Linked DNA regions of Homo sapiens: regions 1 and 2 are each linked to region 3. A link is a contact called in ENCODE Hi-C data. All regions are on one chromosome and are shown on one strand. The core of a region is the stretch at or near the end of the contact, and the rest is flanking DNA. Distances in the headings are between cores, read along the strand shown. Region 1 overlaps ATG16L1 (autophagy related 16 like 1). Region 2 overlaps INPP5D (inositol polyphosphate-5-phosphatase D). Region 3 holds the start of ARL4C (ARF like GTPase 4C).

Region 1 (2,975 bases), core at 305-2,804, 1.2 Mb after region 3:
ACGGGGTTTGGGCTCTCTAGAAGCCACCAGTTCTAATAACACATTCAGTGCATGTAAAATAACAACTACCCTGAGCAAAATACTCAAAAGTCACAAGCCCAAACTCATAACATCAGTAAGGCTCCCCTTTTAAAGGGTTTCAGAGTAAAGCCTAGAAGAGAGATAGGCCACATTATTAGAGAAAGCAGTGAACTGGCAAAGGAGGAGGCCTGCCTTCTGGGACCAAGGGTATCTTAGGATAGACACATGCCTCAGGCTCACTGAGGGTTAGTCATGGTTGTGACTTAAGTTTTCTGCAGCAAATAGTCTTACACGGGTTGAGCATCCATTACTCGAAATGTTTGGGACTACCAGTGTTTCAGATTTCGAATTTTCTCAGATTTTGAAGTTTTGCATAAACATGATATAAATCTTGAGGACAGGATCCAGGTCTAAATATGAAATTCAGTTGAAATTAATGGTAAATCGGAAATCTGAAGTGCTCCAATGAGTACTTCCTTTGAGTGTCATGTTGGCACTCAAGAAGTTTCAGATTCTGGAGCATTGTGGAGTTTGGGATATGGGATGCTCAACCTGCATTAACACACCCACAGCCTGATTACTAACAGTGAAGATTTACTTAGGACTTCCCCTTACCTGACATTGTTAATTACTTTACAGACTTTAACTCATTTAAGCCTTATAACAACCTTTTGAGGTAAATATCATTATTGCCATTTATAAATGAGGAAACTGAGGTATAGTGAGATTCTTGAAATGTCAAAGTTTACATAACATTAGTAACTTTAATTTACTAAAGCTTGACATAGAAGTCTTGGCTGTGACAAATTTTTAACATGGTCAAAGTCTCATCCACTAACTCCCCTTCTCAGAATCATTTTTGTCTCTCATTCAAGTCCTAAATTCAGAAACTCCCTAACTCCTAACCCTGACCTTACTCTCTCTTCTTTGATAAATTTCACTTCTAACTATGGCTATGCCTGCTAGGTGGAGGACCCCTAATGTAGAACTCTAGCAATGCTACTGAGCTGCAATCAAGAATTCTGCTGAAATTTCTCGTAAGTTTTTACCACGGTGGTAATTCTCAAAATGAAGGAAAGTCCTCTAGGCAGTATAGCAGAATCTTGGGAAGGGATGTGGGTATAGCTTAAAAAGTGCATTACACTCTTGATTTTATACCTGGAAGATGAAAAATAAGTTTTACAGGGCAAATTACCAAAAATACAATTTATCCAAATTGTCTTAGCTGGTAGAGACAACTGTGAACTAACTCTCTTTGAGGAAAAACCAGAATCTCGGTATAAGGTGTGTGAGTACCACTACTCTATGATTAAAGCACTTGTTGACTGTCTGAAATCTACTTTCTATAACTTCAGGTCCCAGTTCTGCAAGGTGGAGATAAAAACTTGACTTAGGGTCACAGGGAGAGGAAAACACCACCTGTTATCAGGGATTCATCACTATAGCTGAAAGGAAAGGTCTTTAATAGCTCAAACAGAGTCTCTCTCTGTCACCCAGGCTGGAGGGCAGTGACATCATCTCGGCTCACTGCAATCTCCGCTTCCTGTGTTCAAGCGATTCTCCTGTCTCAGCCTCCTGAGTAGCCGGGATTACAGCCACCTGCCACTACATCCAGCTAATTTTTGTGTTTTTAGTAGTAGAGACAGGGTTTTGCCATGTTGGCCAGGCTGATCTTGAACTCCTGACCTCAGGTGATCCACCTGCCTTGGCCTCCCAAAGTGCTGGGATTACAGGCAGCAGCCACCGTGCCCAGCCCTGAGTGCATCTTATGAAGCAGCCACTGTGCCTGACCACAGGGACACGTGGCAGCATAAGGGAAGGAGGCAGAGTGTGAAGAGCTATCTCAAAACAGTGTGCTACATATGGCCCAGGTAAACCACAGCTGCCTGAAGCAGGAAGATGAGGGACATCTAAGCTGGGGAGGCAGGAAGTGGGTAATGACGCAGGAAGGCTTCTAGGAGGAGAGGCTACCTAAGCAAAGTAATGAAGACTCCTCAGGTCCCACATCTGCAATCACATGATACCTCCAAGTGCACAGCCCTAGGAAGATGCTTCAAAGGGTGGGCTAGGGAATGAGGACAGCATTTTCACTAGGAAATGTGCATTACCCCCCGTCCACTGCACTGCTCAGGGGCTCTTCCTTGGCATCACCACACATCTCCCCAACTTCTCCCTCCAGCAGCCTCTCAGCTGACGTGAACATGCAACCTAGCAGCATCCAGCTCACCTGGGGCCCCCAACACCCTCACACTGCTGTCAAGCTCCATGGCATAAGCCAAACAATTCTGCTTAAAGTAAATGTGAGACAGAAACAATACAAAAAGGACAGCTTATTTTTTCTTAATAGAAACCGGAAAATTAGAAAATACAGGTAAGTATAAAATGAGAAATCAAAAACCATAATCTCACCACCCCCAAAAATAAACACCAGTAACAGTACATATAATTCCTTCCAGTCATTTTTTTAAAAAAGTATACAAAATTGGGATCATCTGTATGAAAACATTTTGTGTCCTATTTTCGGTTATATTAATTTTAGGCATTTTCCACAGCACTAAGTATTCTTTTCGTTTTGCTTTTGAGGCAGAGTCTTGCTCTGCTGCCCAGGCTAGAGCCTAGTGGCATGATATTGGCTCACTGCAACTTCCACCTCCCGGGTTCAAGCGATTCTCCTGCCTCAGCCTCCTGAGTAGCTGGGATTACAGGCATCCGCTACCACACCCGGCTAATTTTCGTATTTTTATTAGAGACGGGGTTTCACCATGTTGGCCAGGCTGGTCTCGAATTCCTAACCTCAAGTGATTCACCTTCCTTGGCCTCCCAAAGTGCTAGGATTACAGTGTGCGCCACCACACCAGGCCAATCTTACACCTTCTAACAGTATTTTTATATCCATTTACAGTATTTTTGTATCCATTAAGTAATCTCTCTTTAACCTCCTTCCCCACTACTCT
Region 2 (2,878 bases), core at 360-2,859, 1.4 Mb after region 3:
AAAGAAAGAAAGAAAGAAAGAAAGAGGCTATCTTATCCCTATGTCTGTTTTTAAGACAAACAGACCTTTACTAGAAGCCCACAAAGCCCTTCTCTTCACATCTCATTGGTTACACTTGCATCCCATTCCCCAGTCTAAACTTATCGGCTACATGGTGCATGTTGATGTTAGTTCTAGACCGCTTTGGGTAACAAAGACAGGAAACAGGCCCATGATCTGGGGCAAGGTGAACCAGAAGGCTCTGGAACATGGAGAAACAAGGACAAAATGGCTAGTGGGGATGGGGAGAAAATAAAGACAGTCATTTGGAGGTAGAGATGACAAATGGCATGGATACTCTTTCCAGAATTCTCTGACAGACTGGGGAAGGGATTAGGGATCTTGCAGCCACACAAGAGGGAGGGGCTGCTCAGTCACAAAGGCATGTGTACCCCAGGGGGCTAGAAAACGGGGGGAGGCTTGGCTTTCTCAGGGGATTAGAAGAAAGATGCCAGAAGAGCTGGAATAAAAACTTACTCAAAGACCTAACAGAAGAAAGGTCTTTTGTGTCAAAGAACAGAGTTTGCAAAGTGAACAAGCCGAACACATTGCAGGTACTATCAATGAAAGGAAAATGACAACACTGGAAAAGAATTCCCACCGGCTTCAAAGTAGAAAAAAAGAAAAAAATGGGTCGCCTCTATAGGAACCAGCACAAGTTTGGCCTTGGATTTTGTACTCGGAACTATTCATAACGCTACATTCTTTTTTTTTTTTTTCTTTGAGACAGTCTTGCTCTGTCACCCAGCTGGAGTGCAGTGGTGAGACCTCAGCTCGCTGCAGCCTCTGCCTCTCAGGTTCAAGCGATCCTCCCACCTCAGCCTCCGGAGTAGCTGTGACTACGGGCATGCACCACCACACCCGACTAAGTTTTGCATTTTTAGTAGAGACGGGGTTTCACCATGTTGCCCAGGCTAGTCCCAAACTCCTGACCTCAGGTGATCCACCTGCCTCAGCCTCCCAAAGTGCTGGGATTACAGGAGTGAGCCACTGCACCCAGCCTGTAACACTACATTCTTGAAGGTAGTGCTGTACCTTTTACAGGATTTTGAGCGAACAGTTGGTTCCAAGAATTTTATATCTATCAAATTACTCTTGAATGTGTAGACAACTAAAGATGTTTTGAGATATTCAGAGGCTTGGAAAATAGATCTGTCCATATTCTGCAGTAGACAGAAAAACCAATTCAAAATGCAGGCTTCTAGAAGGTGAGTGTCAGAGCATAAAGGAACCCCTCCACCAGCACGGACCCCCTTGGGGCCCATTGTCCTTGGCATGGCTGTGGAGCCCACACAGGGCAGCCCTGGCCGTGCTAGGCTTCTATGCCCTGAACCTTTTCTGTGCCCCTTGTTGTGCAACTTCAGGAAGTGTGTTAGAGCCACATCCTTTGCCCGGCGGCTCAGACGGAATCTTTACTTCACTCAGTGACCACTCAGAACAATAACAGCTGCCACTCGCTTCCTGAGCTTAATAACAATGGCTCAACCGTTCACCTCCCGGATGCTTGTGACGGAACAGCTTTTAGAAAGTTGTTTTGTTTTCCCTCTCCAAAAGCCATGTCGCCCGGAGATACGTGACAGCCACCGTCAGGGACCAGGGACTTGAGTCACAAGTGTCTCTTCTTTAGAACTCACCGGAATGGCTCAGACCACTGGATTTTTTCTTCCAAATCGGGAAAGAATAATGAAAGGGTCTATGAGATAGATATTTTCTAACTCTTCATCTAAACTTGCATGAAAACCTGGGAGTGTGGCTGGGCATGGTGGCTCACGCCTGTAATCCCAACACTTTGGGAGGCTGAGGCGGGTGGATCACTTGAGCCCAGGCGTTTGAGACCAGCCTGGGCAACATAGTGAAACCCTATCTCTACAGAAAAATACAAAATTTAGCTGGGCATAGTGGTGCACACCTGTAATCTCAGCTACTCAGGAGACTGAGGTGGGAGAATTGCTTGAGCCTGGGAGCAGAGGTTGCAGTGAGCCGAGGTCGCGCCACTGCACTCCAGCCTGGTCTACAGAACAAGACCCTGTCTCAAAAACAAAACAAAACAAAACAGAAAAACACCTGGGGGTGCTCCCATCTTGACTGAAACAATCAATATCCTAGATACAATCTCAACCTCAAGAAAAGACAGGAAGTTCACAGAGAACATTGATGTGATAGGGGATTATGGGTAGTTCTAATTTTCTGCTTTATTCCTCTCGGTGGGAAGGATGTTAGAAAGGACGCAAGGGCCAAAAGGTTGTAGGGTGGAGCCGAAGGGCCTCTTTTGCTTCAACTGTGGCCCTAGGTTTGAGACAGCCATTTATGCGACACGTCTGAGGCCACTCCAGGCCTCCCTGGCCACCCTGGAGCTGGCCCATGAGGGCGGCTTGCAGGACCTCAGACTCTTCCTTACTTTCCCAAAGAGGGGCCATTTCAAAGGCAGCAGCAGCCTCCCAGCTCAGTCTGCAGCGAGCAGCTCAAGATAGGCACCGCTTCTCTTAGGGGAGAGTCACTTCCCTTTCCAAGTCAAGAAAGGAGTTTTGGCTTTACAAGAAACCCACTCTCTTGGTGTGGGACAGTCAGGCCTGCGGGGCTGAGCCGTTCTGCCTTCGTCTGGCCTCACACAGGGCTCAGAGCACTGCCCCAACCCTCCCCCAACCAGGAAAAGCAGTGCAAGCTGAGTCCAGAAGGTTCTCAGGGTTTGAGTGGCACAGCAGCTGTTGAACAACTGCTTAACAGTTCCAGAGCGTACTCAGGTCCCTGAAGACATGAAGCCCATAGCCCAAAGAGCAGAGCTGAGGGAGATGGAGTTCCAAAATTTACCCCTCCTTCCCCACCACTCCCAGCACTGCCT
Region 3 (3,156 bases), core at 47-2,546:
AAGTATTTCTCTAAAATTCTAGCTTTTATTCATAAATTCTTAGCATTTTCATTTTCTTCTCCCTTGACCCCGTTTCCGTCGTTTCTGTCTCATAAGCTAGAGCTGGGAAGATGCGGTCGCCCATGCTGCGGCCTGCTGTCTCCTGCGGAGCAGCTCTCCCCAGATCTGTGTGTTTGCCATAATATACTCTCACTTTTCTCCGCACCCAGAGAGGATATACATTTGTTACATGTTTACAAACCAGAATAAAACCATTGAACTGAGGTGACAGGAGGTGGAACCCGTGGAATATCAGTGTTTGTAACCCACTGCGCCACCAGCTCCAAGCTGTAGACACATTTTCTTTCAGCCCCCGGGGCTGGTGTTGCCATTTCTGCGGAGTAGTTCACCTGCGGGCAGGTGGTTCTCAGTTCCCAAAGTCGGGTGGCAAGGGGTGCTCTCCCGAAATGCTGACGCTTCCCCTGGGATGTCAGCAGAGTCGATGCGGACGAAATGAGGTAGCCCAGGCGTGTCTGGGAGGGTGAGCTGTCCGAGCTACTTGGGGCAGGTAGGTCTTCTAATCCCCCATCGCGGCCTAGGTCCGACCCTGCCCCAACCGCCGCCACCGGGCAAGAAAGGCTGGGCCTCCAGGGTGCCCTGGGCACAGGCCTGGGCTCCGGAGGGCGGCGCTGGCCGGGTGCAGCCCCCTGGAACCCAGGCAGGAGGCGAGCCTGGGCGTCACTGGGGGCCGGGGCCGGCGACAGCCGCGGCGCGAGGGTGGGAGGGGACGCGCCCGGCTGGATCCAGAGCGCAGGCTGGCAGCTCACCGAGGCCAGCCCCGTCCCGTCCCTTCTGGGGTTTGGAGGCCCCAGCCTCGCCGCCCTCACTCCCCAGAGCGGCGCTCTCCCAGTCACCCTGGGGGCCGCCCTGCCCCGCCTCGCGCCCACAGAGCTGGGACCCCGGGACCCACTCCCTCAGGCAGGCTGCGTCGCCCACGGCTGCGGCCCGGAGGGGCAGGGGGCGGGCTAGGACCCGGGCGGGGATTCCGGGAGCCGAGAGCTATTTTTGCAAACGCGTCAGCCGCTGGGGAGGAAGAGCCGGCTCCGCGCCCATTGTGTCTGCGCGGCGCGGCGCGGGAGGGGCCGGGGGGCGGCGGGGGGCGGCGGGGACGCAGCGAAGCGCGCGAAAACGGCCGGCTGGGCGGGGAGGACCGCGCCTGACCCCCGGCGGCGGGCGGGGCGGGGCCCGGGGCGGGTCCGGGGGCGGGTCCGGGGCGGGGCGCGAGGGGGCGGGTCCGGGAGCTCTCCGGCCGCTGCAGGCTGGCGGCTGCTGCGGCGGCGCGGGGACTGTGAGGCTGCCGAGCGGACAGCGACTCCCGGGGAAGCCCGCGCTCCGGGAGCGGGAGCGGGAGCAGGAGCAGGAGCAGCGCCGTCCCAGGCCAGAGGCGAGCGCCGGGCGCCGGGAGAGCGGAGAGCCCGGGCAGCTGCCGGAGCGCGGGGGCGCGGCCCGAGGAAACCACAGAGCGAGCCCAGGCCTGGGGAGGGCGCCGAACATCTGAGGCGGCTTCGCGGGAGACAAAGCCGCGCGTAGAGACGCGATGCCCGCCGATCGCGAGCCCGGCCGGCGAGGGCGCGGGGACTGCGGCGTCTGAGCGCGCCAAGCCGTGCGCCCGCGGGGACGCCGAGCCCCGGGGCCGGTGCGGGCGGCGGCGGGCGGGGCCCAGGTGCGCCCGGCCGCGTCGGGCCCGTGACTGCTCGGGGGGCGGCGCCCTCCCGCCGCAGCCGCAGTGGCTGGCGCCGCAGCCAGGAGCCATGGGCAACATCTCCTCTAACATCTCGGCCTTCCAGTCCCTGCATATCGTCATGTTGGGCTTGGACTCGGCCGGCAAGACCACGGTGCTCTACCGGCTCAAGTTCAACGAGTTCGTGAACACGGTGCCCACCATCGGCTTCAACACCGAGAAGATCAAGCTGAGCAACGGCACGGCCAAGGGCATCAGCTGCCACTTCTGGGACGTGGGCGGCCAGGAGAAGCTGCGGCCGCTGTGGAAGTCCTACAGCCGCTGCACGGACGGCATCATCTACGTGGTGGACTCGGTGGACGTGGACCGGCTGGAGGAGGCCAAGACGGAGCTGCACAAGGTGACCAAGTTCGCCGAGAACCAGGGCACGCCGCTGCTGGTCATCGCCAACAAGCAGGACCTGCCCAAGTCGCTGCCGGTGGCAGAGATTGAGAAGCAGCTGGCGCTGCACGAGCTTATCCCGGCCACCACCTATCACGTCCAGCCGGCGTGCGCCATCATCGGCGAGGGCCTCACCGAGGGCATGGACAAGCTCTATGAGATGATCCTGAAACGCAGGAAGTCCCTCAAGCAGAAGAAGAAGCGGTAATGCGCCCGGAGCGACCGGGGAGCGAGCGAGTGCGTCAAGAAAGAATGAATGGATGGATGGATGGTTGGATGGATGGATGGATGGATGAGCGAGAACCCGCGCCCGCGAACAAAGAGCGAACCAAAGCGATGCTTCGAATTTTTAAAACGGAATCTCTGCACCCAAATGCAGGACTGGTGACTTAAGGAGCTGCGAAGTCTGATTTACCGGCCTACTCTCGACCTGCCCCCCACCCCCAGCTCAGGGGACCTTTTGTCTGAACGCCAGAGCTACTGACCAGGTCGGGGGGCCGCGGTGGGGAGTGGAAGAGCCGGTCCTGCTGTCCGCCCTCCCAGCCCCAGGTGGAAGGCTCAGTTGTCGGAAAGACAAAAGCGATTTCTTCCCACTCCTGCAGGGCCAGAAGTTCAGGCTGCCCCGCCTCCACTGGGGGATCGCACCTGTGAATTACCTGAGGTATGCATTTCCCAGAACCGTGGGCGTACCCACCTTGGGGGGCATGTTGGTTCTGGGGGGACCACCTCTCCTTGCATTCAGGGGCTGTGAAGCTGAGTAATTTTCGGTCACAGGGCAGGCCCCTGTTGAAATTTCATTTGTCCTGCTCTGGGCCCAAAGGTGGTGGTGGTTTGGGTCATCAGAGGACTGCCTGGGACGGTTCAGCGGGCACGGAGCGCTGTGCTGGCCTGGCTGGGGATGGCCGCGGAGGTGCCCTTTTCCTGGTGCTTTGTGGTGGCTGCAGAAGACCAGTTTTGTTGAGAACTGCTTTTCAGCCTGGAATCAGACATCTTCC

The links. A loop is a pair of places that touch in the nucleus more often than their neighbours do. Pooled maps may share reads with other maps.
Region 1: a pooled map shows a loop between it and region 3 (5-fold over the local background). The contact joins the enhancer-like site here to the promoter of ARL4C in region 3. A Hi-C loop is called at or near these places in 5 of 50 pooled maps.
Region 2: a map with no recorded cell type shows a loop between it and region 3 (16-fold over the local background). The contact joins the enhancer-like site here to the promoter of ARL4C in region 3. A Hi-C loop is called at or near these places in 3 of 37 single-sample maps with no recorded cell type and 5 of 50 pooled maps.

The regions. Positions count from the first base shown.
Region 1 is chr2:233,266,975-233,269,949 of GRCh38, reverse strand. All of the region lies in intron 5 of ATG16L1 (autophagy related 16 like 1), which reads right to left. Among named protein-coding and RNA genes, the nearest start is that of ATG16L1, 17 kb to the right of the region's middle. Within about 2 kb of position 1,554, at least 9 of the 41 ENCODE cell types and tissues checked have a DNase peak (open chromatin) inside an H3K27ac peak, as active enhancers do.
Region 2 is chr2:233,083,267-233,086,144 of GRCh38, reverse strand. All of the region lies in intron 2 of INPP5D (inositol polyphosphate-5-phosphatase D), which reads right to left. Among named protein-coding and RNA genes, the nearest start is that of INPP5D, 24 kb to the right of the region's middle. RefSeq lists an enhancer at 1,272-1,321 and a silencer at 1,312-1,606. Within about 2 kb of position 1,609, at least 22 of the 41 ENCODE cell types and tissues checked have a DNase peak (open chromatin) inside an H3K27ac peak, as active enhancers do.
Region 3 is chr2:234,495,221-234,498,376 of GRCh38, reverse strand. ARL4C (ARF like GTPase 4C) reads left to right here and starts at 1,296. Exons shown (of 2, transcript NM_001282431.2): 1 at 1,296-2,365; 2 at 2,541-3,156. The coding sequence starts at 1,791. The coding sequence ends at 2,571. RefSeq lists an enhancer at 261-1,034 and silencers at 1,219-1,508, 1,619-1,718.